Linked DNA regions of Homo sapiens: region 2 is linked to region 1. Evidence: chromatin contacts called from ENCODE Hi-C or POLR2A ChIA-PET data. All regions are on one chromosome and are shown on one strand. Each heading gives the region's core, a stretch centred on a gene start or an enhancer-like site at or near the end of the contact. The rest is flanking DNA. Distances are from core to core; before and after follow the strand shown.

The links. A loop is a pair of places that touch in the nucleus more often than their neighbours do. ChIA-PET counts read pairs that join two places held with the same protein, here RNA polymerase II (POLR2A). Pooled maps may share reads with other maps.
Region 2: a loop to region 1 is called in a map of CD8-positive, alpha-beta T cell, with 13 times the contacts of the local background. The contact joins two enhancer-like sites. A Hi-C loop is called at or near these places in 39 of 168 maps with a recorded cell type or tissue (B cell, CD4-positive, alpha-beta T cell, CD4-positive, alpha-beta memory T cell and 26 more), 26 of 37 single-sample maps with no recorded cell type and 39 of 50 pooled maps. POLR2A ChIA-PET finds 5 or more read pairs at or near these places in 8 of 52 experiments (CD4-positive, alpha-beta T cell, H1, MCF 10A and 5 more).

Annotation. Positions count from the first base shown.
Region 1 is chr14:100,187,955-100,194,769 of GRCh38, forward strand. No RefSeq gene overlaps it. Among named protein-coding and RNA genes, the nearest start is that of DEGS2, 32 kb to the left of the region's middle. RefSeq lists silencers at 4,908-5,227, 5,818-5,907. Within about 2 kb of position 5,042, at least 31 of the 41 ENCODE cell types and tissues checked have a DNase peak (open chromatin) inside an H3K27ac peak, as active enhancers do; they include CD4-positive, alpha-beta T cell, CD8-positive, alpha-beta T cell, dorsolateral prefrontal cortex and 2 more, where a contact is called at or near this core.
Region 2 is chr14:100,102,998-100,110,281 of GRCh38, forward strand. The region is part of intron 3 of EVL (Enah/Vasp-like); the gene reads left to right. MIR151B (microRNA 151b) reads right to left here and starts at 6,517; the gene lies at 6,422-6,517. MIR342 (microRNA 342) reads left to right here and starts at 6,658; the gene lies at 6,658-6,756. Within about 2 kb of position 2,819, at least 12 of the 41 ENCODE cell types and tissues checked have a DNase peak (open chromatin) inside an H3K27ac peak, as active enhancers do; they include CD4-positive, alpha-beta T cell, CD8-positive, alpha-beta T cell, dorsolateral prefrontal cortex and 2 more, where a contact is called at or near this core.

The DNA.
Region 1 (6,815 bases), core at 3,792-6,291:
TAATTTTTGTTTGTTTGTTTTTTGAGATGGAGTCTTGCTCTGTCACCCAGGCTGGAGTGCAGTGGTGCAATCTTGGTTCACTGCAACCTCTTCTGCCCAGGTTCACGCCATTATCCTGCCTCAGCCTCCCGAGTAGCTGGGACTACAGGTGCCTGCCACCAACCCTGGCTATTTTTTTTTTTTTGTATTTTTAGTAGAGACGGGTTCTCACCATGTTAGCCAGGATGGTCTCACTCTCCTGACCTCATGATCAGCCCACCTTGGCCTCCCAAAGTGCTGGGATTACAGGCGTGAGCCACCGTGCCCAGCCTCATTCTGCAGACTTGCAAAACACAAGAGCTGTGAAGCTTGGCAGCCTCCACCCAGATTGCAAAAGAAAGCCTGGGGACCCAGGAAGAGACTTGTCACAAGGGCAGAGCCACCACAGAGAGCCCCCCATAGAGCAAGGCCCAGAGGCAATGTGTGGTCTGAGCTGCAGCACAGAGTCCCCACCAGGCTAATGGCTAGTGTGGCCATGGGAGTGGGACCACTGTGGGCCCCCAGAACTGCAGAGCCCGGGCAGCATGCCACATCCACCTGGGAAAACCTCAGGCACCGCACTCCAACCCAGACAGCCAGACGTGCCCCCAGCAAAGCCATAGGAGTCGGGCTGCCTGGGCCTCGGGCCCAACCTGCCCTAGTGTATCCAGGGTGCAGGACATGGAGTCCAAAGAGATCATTCTCCAGCTTTAACCCTTAATGTCTGCCCTGCCCGGTTGCAGACCTGCAAGGGGCCTGTTCCTCCTTTCATGTTGCCTCTTCCTACCTTTTGAATGGGAGTGTCCGCCTTATGCCCGTGCCACCATTGTATCTGGGAAGTAGATAACTTGCTTTGATTTCATGGGATTACAGATGAGACTCTGGACTTTGGACTTTTGAGTTGGTGCTGGAATTAGTTACAGCACTGGGGCTACGAGGATGGAATAACTATATTTGTACGTGAGAAGGACATGAGTTTTGGGGAACTTAGGGGCAGAATGCTATGGTTTGAATATTTGTCCCCTCCAAAATGCATGTTCAGACCGGGCGTGGTGGCTCACGCCTGTAATCCCGGCACTTTAGGAGCCCGAGGTGGGCAGATCATTTGAGGTCAGAAGTTCAAAACTAGCCTGGTGAGCATGGTGAAACCCCACCTCTACTAAAAACACTAAAATTAACCGGGCATGGTGGTGGGCACCTGTAATCCCAGCTACTCAGGAGCCTGAGGCAGGAGAACCACTTGAGCCGGGGAGGCGGAGGTTCCAGTGAGCCAAGATCTCGCCACTGCACTCCAGCCTGAGTGATGGAGTAAGACTCTGTCTCAAAAAAAAAAAAAAATTCATGTTCGAATTTAATTCTCAATGTAGCAATATTGAGAGGTAGGGCATTTAGGGTGTGACTGGGTCATGAGGGCTTAGTGTGCCATTGGATTGACGGGTTATCATGAGAGTGGGCTAGCATGCTCAGCCCTCACCATGTGATACCCTGCACTGCCTCAGGACTCTGCAGAGAGCCCCCACCAACATGAAGGCCCTCACCAGATGTGGCCCCTCGACCTGGGACTTCTCAGCCTCTGTAACTGTAAGAAATAAATTCCTTTTTAAAATAAATTAGGCAGGGCTGGGCACCATGTCCCAGCGTGTAGTCCCAGCATTTTGAGAGGCTGAGGCAGGTGGATCACTTGAGCCCAGGAGTTCAAGACCAGCCTGGCCACCATGGTGAGGCCCCATCTCTACTAAAAATACAAAAATCAGCCAGGTGTGGTGGCACTGGCTGAATTCACGCCACTGCACTCCAGCCTGGGTGACAAGAGTGAAACTTCATCTCAAAAAAAAAAAAAAAAGGGCCGGGCGCAGTGGCTCATGCCTGTAATCCCAGCACTTTGGGAGGCCGAGGCGGGCAGATCACGAGGTCAGGAGATCGAGACCATCCTGGCTAACACGGTGAAACCCCGTCTCTACTAAAAATACAAAAAATTAGCCAGGCATGGTGGCAGGCACCTGTAGTCCCAGCTACTTGGGAGGCTGAGGCAGGAGAATGGCGTGAACCCAGGAGGCAGAGCTTGCAGTGAGCGGAGATCATGCCACTACACTCTAGCATGGGCGACAGAGCGAAACTCTGTCTCAAAAAAAAAAAAAAAGAATTATTAGTATAAGTCATCATGCAGCTTCATCTCTGTTTTGCTAATGTGAAAGTTGATCATACAACCAGGTTACTGTTGTCAGACCCAACTAAAACAGAGTTGAGAGGCCAGGAGGAAAAAGCACTGGGGTCACATAACATTGCTCCAAGAATGTCATTCTCTGCAAACCTGGCTGCTGAAACTGCCTGCTGTAACATGACACCAGTTTACCCACCTGTTACTGAAACAACCTGGTGCAACTCTAAGACTAGTTTTACCTGCGGCATCATCATTGCTCACCAGAGCTTGTCAGCTCCCCAAAACTTTACTAATAGCCATGAACTTCCTTTTAAAACAATGCATAATATTTCTTTTTTATAAAACCTCCAACCTTCTCTTTGTTCTTCAGACATACTGAAAACTACCTGGTCTGTTTATATGCCCCAAATTGCCATTCTTGCTTTTCAAATAAAACTTTTTCAATTTAGAGATTTGTCTCTATATTTTATTTCACTTCACACTTAGAAATTTCTTCTGGCCAGGCAAGGTGGCTCAAGCCTATAATCCCAGCGCTTTGGGAGGCCAAGGTGGGAAGATCACTTGAGCCCAGGGGTTCCATACCAGCCTGGGCAACATGGCAAGACCCCGTCTCTACTAAAAATATAAAAAATTAGCCAGCCATGGTGGCATGTACCTGTAGTCCCAGCTACTGGGAGGCTGAGGTGAGAGGATCACTTGAGCCCAGGAGGCAGAGGTTGCAGTGAGCCAAGATTGTGCCACTGCACTCCAGCCTGGGCAACAGAGCTAGACTCTCTCTCAAAAAAAGAAAAAGAAAAGAAAAGAAAGAGAAAGAAATAAATTTCTTCTGCCAGATACCTTAATTAATCAAGGTCGGCCTTCCATCAAGCCCTCAGGCATGTATGTAGTTCTACTCACATGCTAACCCATTAATTTATTAACCCACAAATGGATTAGTCTATTCTTTTTTTTTTTTTCTTTGAGATGGAGTCTCGCTCTGTCGCCCAGGCTGAAGTGCAGCGGCACGATCTTGGCTCACTGCAACCTCCGCCTCCCAGGTTCAAGCGATTCTTCCGCCTCAGCCTCCAGAGTAGCGGGGACTACAGGCGTGCACCACCACGCCCGGCTAATTTCTTGTATTTTTAGTAGAGACGGGGTTTCACCCTGTTAGCCAGGATGGTCTCGATCTCCTGACCTTGCGATCCACCCGCCTCAGCCTCCCAAAGTGCTGGGATTACAGGCGTGAGCCCCGCGCTCGGGCTGTCTTTTTTGTTTTTTGCTTTTTTTTTTTGAGACGGAGTCTCGTTCTGTTGCCCAGGCTGGAGTGCGGTGGCGCGACCTCGGCTTACCAAAACCTCTGCCTCCTGGATTTATATTTTATTCCTTTTTTTTTCTTGACTAGCTAAAGGAATAAAATATAAAATACTACACTCAATAAAATGATAACAGGCCGGGCGCGGTGGCTCATGCCTCTAATCCCAGCACTTTGGGAGGCTGAAGTGGACGGGTCACCTGAGGTCAGGAGTTTGAGACCAGCCTGGCCAACATGGTGAAACCCCGTGTGTACTAAAAATACAAAAAAATTAGCTGGACGTGGTGGCAGGTGCCTGTAATGCCAGCTACTCGGAAGGCTGAGGCAGGAGAATCGCTTGAACCCGGAAGGCGGAGCTTGCAGTGAGCCAAGACTGCGCCACTGCACTAGAGCCTGGGCAACATAGTGAGACTCTGTCTCAAAGGAAAAAAAAGAATTATAACTGGGGACAGACTTTTCTTCCCTTTTAGAGCTGACCTTCTCTGGGAGAGGCTATCACCAAGATAAATCGGTAAGGCTTAATTCCATGTCCAGTGTTTTTGGCAAAACCCTTGTTCCCGAGGGGGTGAGTGGCCTTCCCAGCAGGCTCTGCTGAATTCTGGAAGAGCCTGTTTCCAGAAACTTTGTTTTGTACATGTCTTGGCAAATGATCACCACCCCCCTCCCCCCACCACCCACCCACTTCCGAAGTGGTCTAGGGCTTAAGTCCAGATGCGGATGGGCTCAGGGCGGGGTGGGAGAAGTCAGGGGAAAAAAAAAAAGAAAAGAAAAAAAAGATAAAGAAATAAATTTCTTCTGCCAGATACCTTAATTAATCAAGGTCGGCCTTCCATCAAGGTCGGCTTCTCGGCTCCCCAGCCCCCGCGCCTCACGGGGACCTCAGGCCTCGGCAGGGTCCTCTCCCTTTGCATCTCCTACTAGTCAGCTGTCGGTGGTGATGGCCCGTGCCAAGTTCACGGTCTCAGCCTGACGAAAGGCGGCCTTTACCAGCCTCAGGACCCCCAACGAACCTGGGGCCATGGCTGGGGAGGGGGCTCTGCCCAGGCTCTGCGTTCTGGGACAGGGGTCCCCAGATGGCCATGCGTCAAGGCCCAGGGACCTGTTTGTGGGCCCGAGAGCACGGGGGTCAGGGGTGGGGCTCGAGTCTCGTCCCAGGGCTCCGGGACAAGCTTCCTGGAGGAGGCAGCGTGAGCTCTGGGAGGTAGAGGTCAAGACCTCAAAAAATGGGGGGACATGGGCGGAGGGGGCATTTTGTAACTCCTACGTCCCTGCAGAAGCCCAGACCCTCAGAGACTAGGAACTGAGGCCTGGCAGAGTGGGGTGGGCCAGCAATCACGCGCCAGGCCACACGAGGAGAGCCCACTGCCCCGGGGATGTCAGACGCGGGGCGGCCTCGGCGACCGCACACGCCATAGAAAGGTCACCGAACTTGGCCGCCCGGCCGTCCCGGAAATCGCTACTGCCCGGCAGCCCTGGGGCCTCCACAACCGCGTCCCGGCGGCTCAAGTTGCCCTTTGTCGCCCCCTGCCGACCAGTCTCCCTGCGGCTCCCGCGCGGGACAATCAGGCGGGCCGGGCTCGGAAATAGTGGGCATGGGTCCCTGAGGCGCGGGGATTGGCCGCTCTGTGTCATGTGTCCTCGGCTCGGGCCAACCAGCGAGGGAGGCAAAGTCCCATCCCGCGCGTCCCGTAGCCCTTCAGCGAGCTGTGGGCGGGGCGTCAGGCCTGACACCTCGGCCAGAGGGCGGGGCCGGAGACCTGAGCGGCGCCGCTTCCGCTCTTTCGCCCAGGTGCCTTGGAGCCGCTGCTCTCGCCTCCCTTCTCCACCTAGCGGCGGTGTTTCACACCCCGGAGTGGCTTTTTGGGGATAAAGGCACAAATCTTTGCCAGACCTCCCGCCAGGCCCCCTGGCCTGCCACGTGCTCCTTGCCGGCCTAGACTCACCCAGGCTGTGCCCTCTGCTCAGAACGACCTTTCCCCCCTTCCTCTCCCCCTCGCTTGCTCCGACTGTTCTTTGCAATCCCGGCTGGGGTTGGGTTAAGGGCCTTCTGGGGCTTCTTCATACCCTGTGCATCTTCCTCCTACTGGCACCGACCACCCCACACTGGGCTGCCATCTGCTTGTCTACACCCACTGACTTTTCATCTCTGTATCTCCCCAGTAAGCAGGAGTGGCTCACAGAAGGCACGTTAATACCTGTGTGTTAATATAAACCAAGGAGCGGGACGATAGCTAGGAAGTAACATCCCTGGGCATCATCTGAGTACCAGGCCCCCTGCCAGGTACTTTAGAGGCTACTTGATGTTCAGGCCCATGGCAGCCCTGGGAGGGAGGCACAAAGGCTCTTTTGTTCCTGGGGAGTCAGTGGAGGCCCCTAGAGGCTGAATGACTGTCTGGGTCCCCCAGCTGGACTGTTTGGGGACAGGCCTGGGGAGCTGAGGGCACCCTCATACCAGGCAGCCTTGCGCCTGAAGCTCTGCTGGTGAAAACTGATGGGCAGGGCCCTGGAAGGGAGAGTCAGCGCCTGCGGGGGCGGGGGTGGGGGTGGGGGTGGGAAGGCAAGCGGAGGGGAAAGGTGAGCATAGACAGGCATTTGTGATGGCCACAGGCCTTCACTGCTACCCTGACATCAGGGCCAATGGCAACCTGCAAGGCCCTTCAAAGCCCTGCTTCCACCTCTGCCCATCTCTGGCTGCAACCTCCTGGTTCTCCCACCCTGTGCTCTATTCTCCAGCTACACTGACCCATGTCAGCTCCCAGGCCATGCATCTGGGCCTTTCACATGCTGCTCTCTCCAGGGTCCATCCAGCCCCACCTCCACCACATTGCCAAGACCAGGCCTTACTTTCCAGACTCCATGTACTTCTCAGCACTGGCCCCACCATTTGTGCTGAGGATCATCAGCTACTGAGACCTGAATTCAACCCCAGGCCCTGGGTTTGAATTCTGACACATTTGTGGCTGACCTTGGAGAACAGCTCATCCATGGGCTCGCAAAACAATGCCGCTGACTTAGACAACACTCTACTGATTTGCTGGCACTGGGCTGGGGCTTTGGTGGACACTGAATCCCCACAAACCAGCCTGCAAGGTCAGACATGTGAAAAGTCCTTTCTGTTTCATCAAGGCTCATCAGGTGAACGTCTCCAACAGGCTCTCACTTCAGCAACATTTCATAGCAGAAGGTGATCTGTCTTCAAGGTTGGAGGCTGGTCCCATAGACCCCAACTCCAGCATCAGGCCAAGGGCTGGGCAAGGCTGCAGGGTTGTGGCTATCCCAAATATGAACTCAGACACACTTAGTTCTGAATCCTGTGTTACCTTGGGCGAATTACTTCACCTCTTT
Region 2 (7,284 bases), core at 1,569-4,068, 87 kb before region 1:
AGGCTGAGGCAGGAGAATCGCTTGAACCCGGAAGAAAAAGGTTGCAGTGAGCCGAGATCGCCTCACTGCACTCCAGCCTGGCAACAGAGCAAGACTCCGTCTCAAAAAAAAAAAAAAAAAGACACAAATCAGAGGCAAGATTCTGTGGCTCTGGGGCTTAAGAGGTTGTCATTTTATATTTTCCCAGAGAGTTTTTTTTTTTTTTTGAAGGAAAAGGATACCAAAAGTGACAAGAGCACACAGGGAGCTTTCAGATGAGCTTGTGTTTTTGTTTTCTAAAAATATGCAAACAGTAGAAAGGCACACAGCCAAGGACAGATGTAGAAAAGTCAGCGTCCTGTAGGGATTGGATGCCAAGCTTTTCAAATATTGTTCTCTCCCTGGAATGTTTTCTTACCATCTCTGCTTATCAACATCCTCCCCAGCCCTCTGGATCCAGCCTAGTGCTCTCTCAGCAAAGCTTTCCTCCTCCTTCAACTTCTGTCTCCCCGCTTGGCCTCCTGGGACACTTGGTTTCTGCCTCTCTTTATCCATTTCCTCTTCATTTTGCCTGCTCATGTACTGATCTTTCCTCTCCTACTGGGTTTCCCTTTCTCTGGGAAGACTTCTGTGGCCCCCCATGCCCACCCCAGGTGAGGATGAGGCGCCCCTTCTATGTGCTCCCCATGCTCCCCATTGCCATTCACCACTTTGTAACATTAAGGCCCGGCTGCTGTTTGGTCTCCCACAAGGCTGTTGTGAGAGGCAGAGACACAGCAGCTGACCTGGATCCCCATTGGATCCCAGCGCCCATCACAGTGCATGATGCATCCACAGACCCAAAAGAGCTGTTGAGTGTTGAGTGCATAGATACAAGCTCCTGAGGGCAAGGAGGTATGTGCTTTTCTCTGCGTTTTTCACATCCCGGCACCCAGGGCCCTGTGTGCTGTGGGTATATGCATGCACGTGCTGCAGGAGGGTGCGTGTGAGCGTGTGTGTGTGCATATGTACTTATTCTGAGCAAGTTACTTGATCTCCCTGTGCCCCAGTCGCCTGACCTGTACCTGCCCGTTGGTTGTTCTGAGGACTAACTGTGATCATCCCTTTAGAGTGCTCAGGACAGTTCCTAACACCAAGTAAGTGTTTGGTAAATAGTTGCTGTCTTTTTAAAACCCACTGTGACCTTTTCAGGTGGCACTGGGCCGGGGACAAGTACATAGTCTACCTCTGCATTCAGCAGCCCCAGGGGACTTGACTTTTGAGTTCTTCTATTTATTATGATGGTGGTGGTTTAAATCTTCTTCCTCTCAGGCAGACCTTCAGCCGTTACTTTTCTTTTTCTTTATTGTAATATCTGGTCCTGAAAGCTGAAAGTCATTACTTTCATTGTTGATCAGATCTCTGGCTTTAGCTTCTCCTTTTCTCATATTGGATTAATTGGTTATTTATGTGGATAATACTGTCTCAAAGCATGAGTTATTCTCTGGGTTGTGCCTCCTAATTGGTGAAGGTGGCCACTTGGTTTATTTGAGACAATTCTAAGGAATAAGGAGCTCTCCACACTAGTGTGAGGGCCCCAGGGCAAAAGATGTTTTTCTGCTCCTCAGAAAGTTCTCAGAGAACTTGGCAAGGTTTTTATAAACCCTGCAAAGCTCCCGTTATGATGGGGATGAGGTAGTTCTGCATTAAAAATAGTCATAACAGTTACCAGTCCTCATAATAATTTTTATTGGAACTATCAGAAGTCTGAGTGCCTATTTGAGAAAGAGTTTCCTTGGATGAATCACTGCAGGAACATGAGAAAGAAACATGGCACTGTGAGATCAAATGTGTAGATAAATAATCCCCCGCTGAGCTGCAGTCACAAGTGAATTTAAAGATAGGAAGGGTTTTAGGGGTATATAATCCAGTTTCTCCTCTCTTTACTTTTTTTTTTTTTTTTTTTTTTTTTTAACTTTTGGAGCTACTCCTGTAGCTGAAGGAGAAGAAGGGATGGGAGCTGGCCTCACAGAGGGCTTTGTAGAGCCACGGGGCCCCAGGGTCAGACCTTGTGCCGGTCATGCCAACATCCAGGGCCACCTCCTTGCTGCTCCATCTACTGCCTCCTGTTGGGCAGCTGCAGCCAGTGCCCTTGGCCCTGCATGTTTACTCAATCATGCTACTTAGCATGTTTTATTCAGGACACCTCTTTGGTACCAGCATCCCTACTAGCACGCTAGTCCTGTTGGGAGCAGGACCTGTGTTGTCTCAGTCATCCCTGCCTCTCTAGAACAAGTACAGAGGCGACACACCACGGGGACTCAGGATATGTGTGATAACTGCATGAGCCTTTTCACCTTTTGAATCTCAGCAACCCTCTAAGAACAGGGACCCCAATTCTAGCCTTCCAGACTGAGACTCAGGAGGCCTGGCTCTTGCCCTAGTCCCACCATCTGCTGACTGTGTGACTTCATCAGGTCTAGTGACATTTTCGAGCCTCAGTATCCTCATTTGGAAGACAGAGTACTGATTGTCCTCCACAGTCTTTTGCCAGGCAAGGCGCCCTTCAGGGTGCCGGGTAAGCTGTCATCTGCTTGGTAAGAGGTCATGGTGTTGAGGTAACCAAGAGACCTGGGTGCTAGACCTGGCTGTGCTCTTTCTTTGCATGTGCCTTGGGCAACTCATTTCCCTTTCTTGGACCTTGGTTTCTTCGTCTGTGAAATGTAGGTGGTTATCCGTGGCATGTCTGTCTCGCAGCATGAGAGTCCAAGGGGACGATGGCTGTAGAAGTATTTGAGACAGACAGCCTAGCACAAGCAGGAAGGGCTGTGATGGTGACTAGCAGTAAGTAGTAGTGGTTGTAGCAGCAGCAGCCGCTTGGCCACATCCCAACTGAATAGGGAACATGCCTCCCCTGCCACAGTGTCTGAAACTCTGCAGAAAGTTTGACTGTCCATGAGCTTCCTTGAGTCGGGGGAGAACCTGCCCTGCAAGCCGGGAGGAGGCTCTTGCCCCCACTCAGCCTTTGCCTCGCATGTGGCTTTAGTTACGTTTTGTCTTCTTTGTAGGTGTTGATGTTCTAGACTCTGAAATGGCAGTGTCAGACCAGACAAGAAGCTCTCACCAGAGACAAAGTGGAAACGGAGAGCTGTTGGCGATTTAGGGGACAGCGGGGACAGGTGCACATTGCAATGTGCAGGATCATCCTGCGCAGTGAAGTCTTGTCTTGCGTGTCCCACCAAAACATGCAGTTGAAAAACTCAAGCCAGAGCTTGCTCTGTTTTAAGAAAAAGCACTTATTTTTTTAACCAGGTTTAGTATGTGCTGAATTTTCTAGGAATTTGACTACTGCATCCGTCAAAAGAAAATCATACTTAATTTTGTTTGTAACTTTACCAAGAGTTGTTTTCTGTTTCGTAAAGTCCTATCTCCAGCATCGTCACTGTGACGTTTCAGTCATCCATAGACCTCCCCTTCGTCACATCCCATTTGCAGCAGCAGCACTCCCAGTGGGTCTGTGGGTAGGTGCAAGCGTGGACCGCCTCCGTCTCCTAGTGTAGCTGGGTCTGGCCCTTTATGTGTTGTAATGCACATTTTATTATAGACTGCTTCTCTTTTCTCTCTCCTTTGCAGTACATGTAAGGCATTATATCCGAATTTAGGTAGGTAGGTTATGTAATCTATGAATTTCACTTCAGGATAATGCAAGGATCATTACAAAACATTATAATAAAAAGAGGACCATCGGGCCTGAGAGGGTTGAAGTTTTGTGAAACTCGGGCTGGTTCCTTCCTGCATTGCATCTGTGTCTTGCCTGGTTGTCGCTTAACAGTGCCATGGAGATAGCACAGTGTCTGTCTCATTTCACAGCCAGGAAAACTGAGCCCCAGAGGGAGGAAGTTTGTACTTGGCCCAAACCACTTCCTGATATGACCCAGTCAGGAAGAGAAGCCAGGATGAGAACATGCTCCTCTTCTCCTCCAGTGCCTGGAAGTGTGGTGGGAGCAGCTTGGTCTAGCAGGAAGAGTGCATGTCCTGGAGCCGGGCTACGTTGGGTCTGTGTGACCCTGAGCAAGTCACCTCCTCCATCAGCAGGTGGAATGACACCACAGGCCCGTGGCAGTTCACATGACACGAAGATGCCCGGTGCCTGGTATGTGGCCTTCAGGGCCGTGCCCCATGCTGCTCCTCTTTTTGTCCCCACATCCAGCAGTTTTCCATTAAACCACTGTAGGTCCTCTCAGAACTTACTAGAGTCATCGTGTCATCGTCTCCCATTACTCCAGGAGAGCAGGGCCCTGGTGGCACTTGAGGCAAGACCCCAAGCTGATGGCACTCGACCACATAGTGGGAGTGAATTTTAAAGAAAATCCCCCTCAAAGCCTCTGCTGGTGTAGAAGGCAGATAGTCTAGGCCGGGGTAGGGCCAGTGAGTGGGAGCCAGGGAAGGAGGCTTGGGTGTCATGAGACTGGGTTTACATTTACAGATGACAAAACCAAGACCCAGTGAGGGGGAGGATGTGTGCAGGCCACAGGACAAGTCTGAGCAGAACCATGGCCACGCCCAACGTTCCTCCACTAGCATTCCCTCATGAAAGATCACTTTTTCCAGGCCAAGGACCAGAAAAGGACCAGGCTTTAGGAAGAGGGCCGAGGTGCATGGAAAGCAGTGCTGGTGAGGAGAGGGTTGAGTAACTGGATTTTGACTGTTTCTTCGCATTTGGTTCTCACTAATGAAATCTTGTCAGACGTGCCCCTGCTGCTGGATTGGGTGGGGGTGGGACAGAAGCATGTGTGGTCAAAGGCAAGTTTATTTGCAGTTTGGGGGTTGAATGCAGTGGATTTCAAACTGGATATTTTGAGGAGTTCCAGGGGTCCACCAAGGTATACCAGGGTCCTCGCCCTGATGCAACCAGAGTAGTTCTTCATCGACTTTATACAGTGGGACTCTGAAGAAAAGAAAAAGGAAAACCCCATAGCTTAGTGGGAATCCGGGCGAATTAAAACACAGGATGAAGTGCTTGTTCTCTTTGGCTCTTGGAGCATAATGTATGTCCTTTTCCTACTTGGTTTGCGTGTAATAACATCATTGGTATATTTCAAAATATGAAGCTCCTGGTGCTGGATAATAAATGTTTTCCCAGTTTTTCAACCTCTTATGTCCTTCATTGATGCCCAGTGGCCCAGGGGCTGCACCTTCAGCACAGTGTTGAGAAAGAGCCCCGGAAAGGGACTTACAGGCAGACCTTCCCGGGAAGAGTCAGGCCCAGCTCCATGTGCTCTTTGGAGGGGAGTGGAAGGTTGTTAAACCTCATAGCTCTTGGAGGTGGGGCTGAATTTTGCTTCTTGTAAACCTCTTTCCATTGGAAATTACCTCTTTCTCCCCTAAAGAGAAGGAAGTACTGGACTGTCTTCATCTCCCTGGCTGCCGAGGCCATTTGACACCTTGTGCCACCTGAGAGAAAGCAGGCCCAGCATGGCCCTGCCTGAGGGGAACAGGACGGCAAGCCCCTGGCCTCCTGCCTGCTCCCAGCTGCCCTCTGGCGGCCACTTTCTGAAAGCCGGATATGTCTCTTTGCTGACCCACCCCTGTTCTCACCCCAGGGCTCCAGATGTTGTATCAGGCAGGGCCTTTGTACGCCTCCATGCCAACAGCTACCCAAGTCGCACCGTCAGTCACACTCTTACTCAGGCTCTCCTGTGCCCCTGGCCCTTCTTCCCCTCTCACTTTTCCCCACACTTCTAAAATCTCACTCGTCCTGTCAGAATGTGGCTCCACAGATGGAGCCTTTCCCAGCCGCCCCGCTCCCTGTGACTTTGCACTCCCTCCTGCACTCCCACGGGGCTTTATTTTTGCCTCTGTCCTAACAGTCAGCTGCCACTTGGCCTGTCCTGCTATTCCCACTGCATGAATCTAGTCAGGTTGGAAATTCAGAAAGTGGCCTCTTTGTCTCTGGACCCCAAAAACCCACACATCGTCTGCCTTATAAGCTCTCAGTATATCCATCCCTGGCTGCAGGAACACACCAGGACCCAGAGGCTGCCGTGCCTGGAGCCCTGTCTCCTGACTCAGCCCAGGCCCCAGCTCAGCATCGAGGTCCTGTGGGACCATGTCCAGCAGTGAAGGCTGTGCATTGGCCTGAGCCCCTGGTCCCTCTGACTCACTGGCTCCCATTTTCACCACCTGCACTGCATATTCTCACCGTCTCTCCCCTGACACTCTCTCCCCTGAAGTGTTGTAATGGGGTTGTAACCCATCCACCTTCTCTTGTCCTTCTTCAGTCTGTCCTCCCTGGGCTGCGTCTAAAGGGGCCCCGCCCCTGCCCTCATGCATGTTCTCTCCATACTCCTGGTCACCTTCTGCTCATCCTTTGCCCTGCTGTTGTGAAGCCTTCCCAGTGCCCCAGAAGACCTCAGGCACCCCTTCCCAGTCCTCGCACACTGTTGGTGTCCCATTTGTTTGGACCCTGGGTTTGTTTGTCTAGACTGTGAGCTCCTCGAGGGCAGGTGTCTGTTTCTGTGTCTCGGGAGCCCTGAAGAGAGACTGACACATCAGAGGTGTCTGGTGACTGAACAAGCTCCCAGCTTGCGCCCATGTCATATTGTGTGCCTCTCATAGCCTGGCACTTCCTGCCATTGCATCCTTCTCTGCAGACTAAGATGGAGTTCCTGAACCAAGACCGCTTGCTGGCCAACCTGTGAAACTGGGCTCAAGGTGAGGGGTGCTATCTGTGATTGAGGGACATGGTTAATGGAATTGTCTCACACAGAAATCGCACCCGTCACCTTGGCCTACTTATCACCACCCCAAACAGAGGAACACGCCTTCTCCAGCCACAGCCTATGGAAGGGCCTTCAGCTGCTGTGGCCCCGAGGTGTGCATACTGTGGAAGGAACTTCGGACGTGAACTCGGATCTGGTTCCAGTACCAGCTGTGCCAGGAGTGTGCCCTTGGGCATGTCACTGACCTAAGACTCAGTTTCGCCATCTGTGAAATGGCTGAATCAGACTCACCTCACAGGGTTGTTGTGAGGGTACCATGAGATGATGTTTGTAAACATTCTTTGTCACCTCTAAATTACTATAACAGTTTGAAGTTACTCTTTTTAAAAAAATTATTTGCAAAGGTAACTAACAATATCAGCCGTGCACAGTGGCTCATGCCTGTAATCCCAGCACTTTAGGAGGTCAGGGGATCACTTCAGTGTGAGAGTTCGAGACCTGCCTGGTCAACATAGCAAGACCCTTGTCTCTACAAAAGCATTAAAAATTAGCTAAGTGTGATGGCGTGTGCCTGTGGTCCCAGCTACTCAGGAGGCTGGGGTAG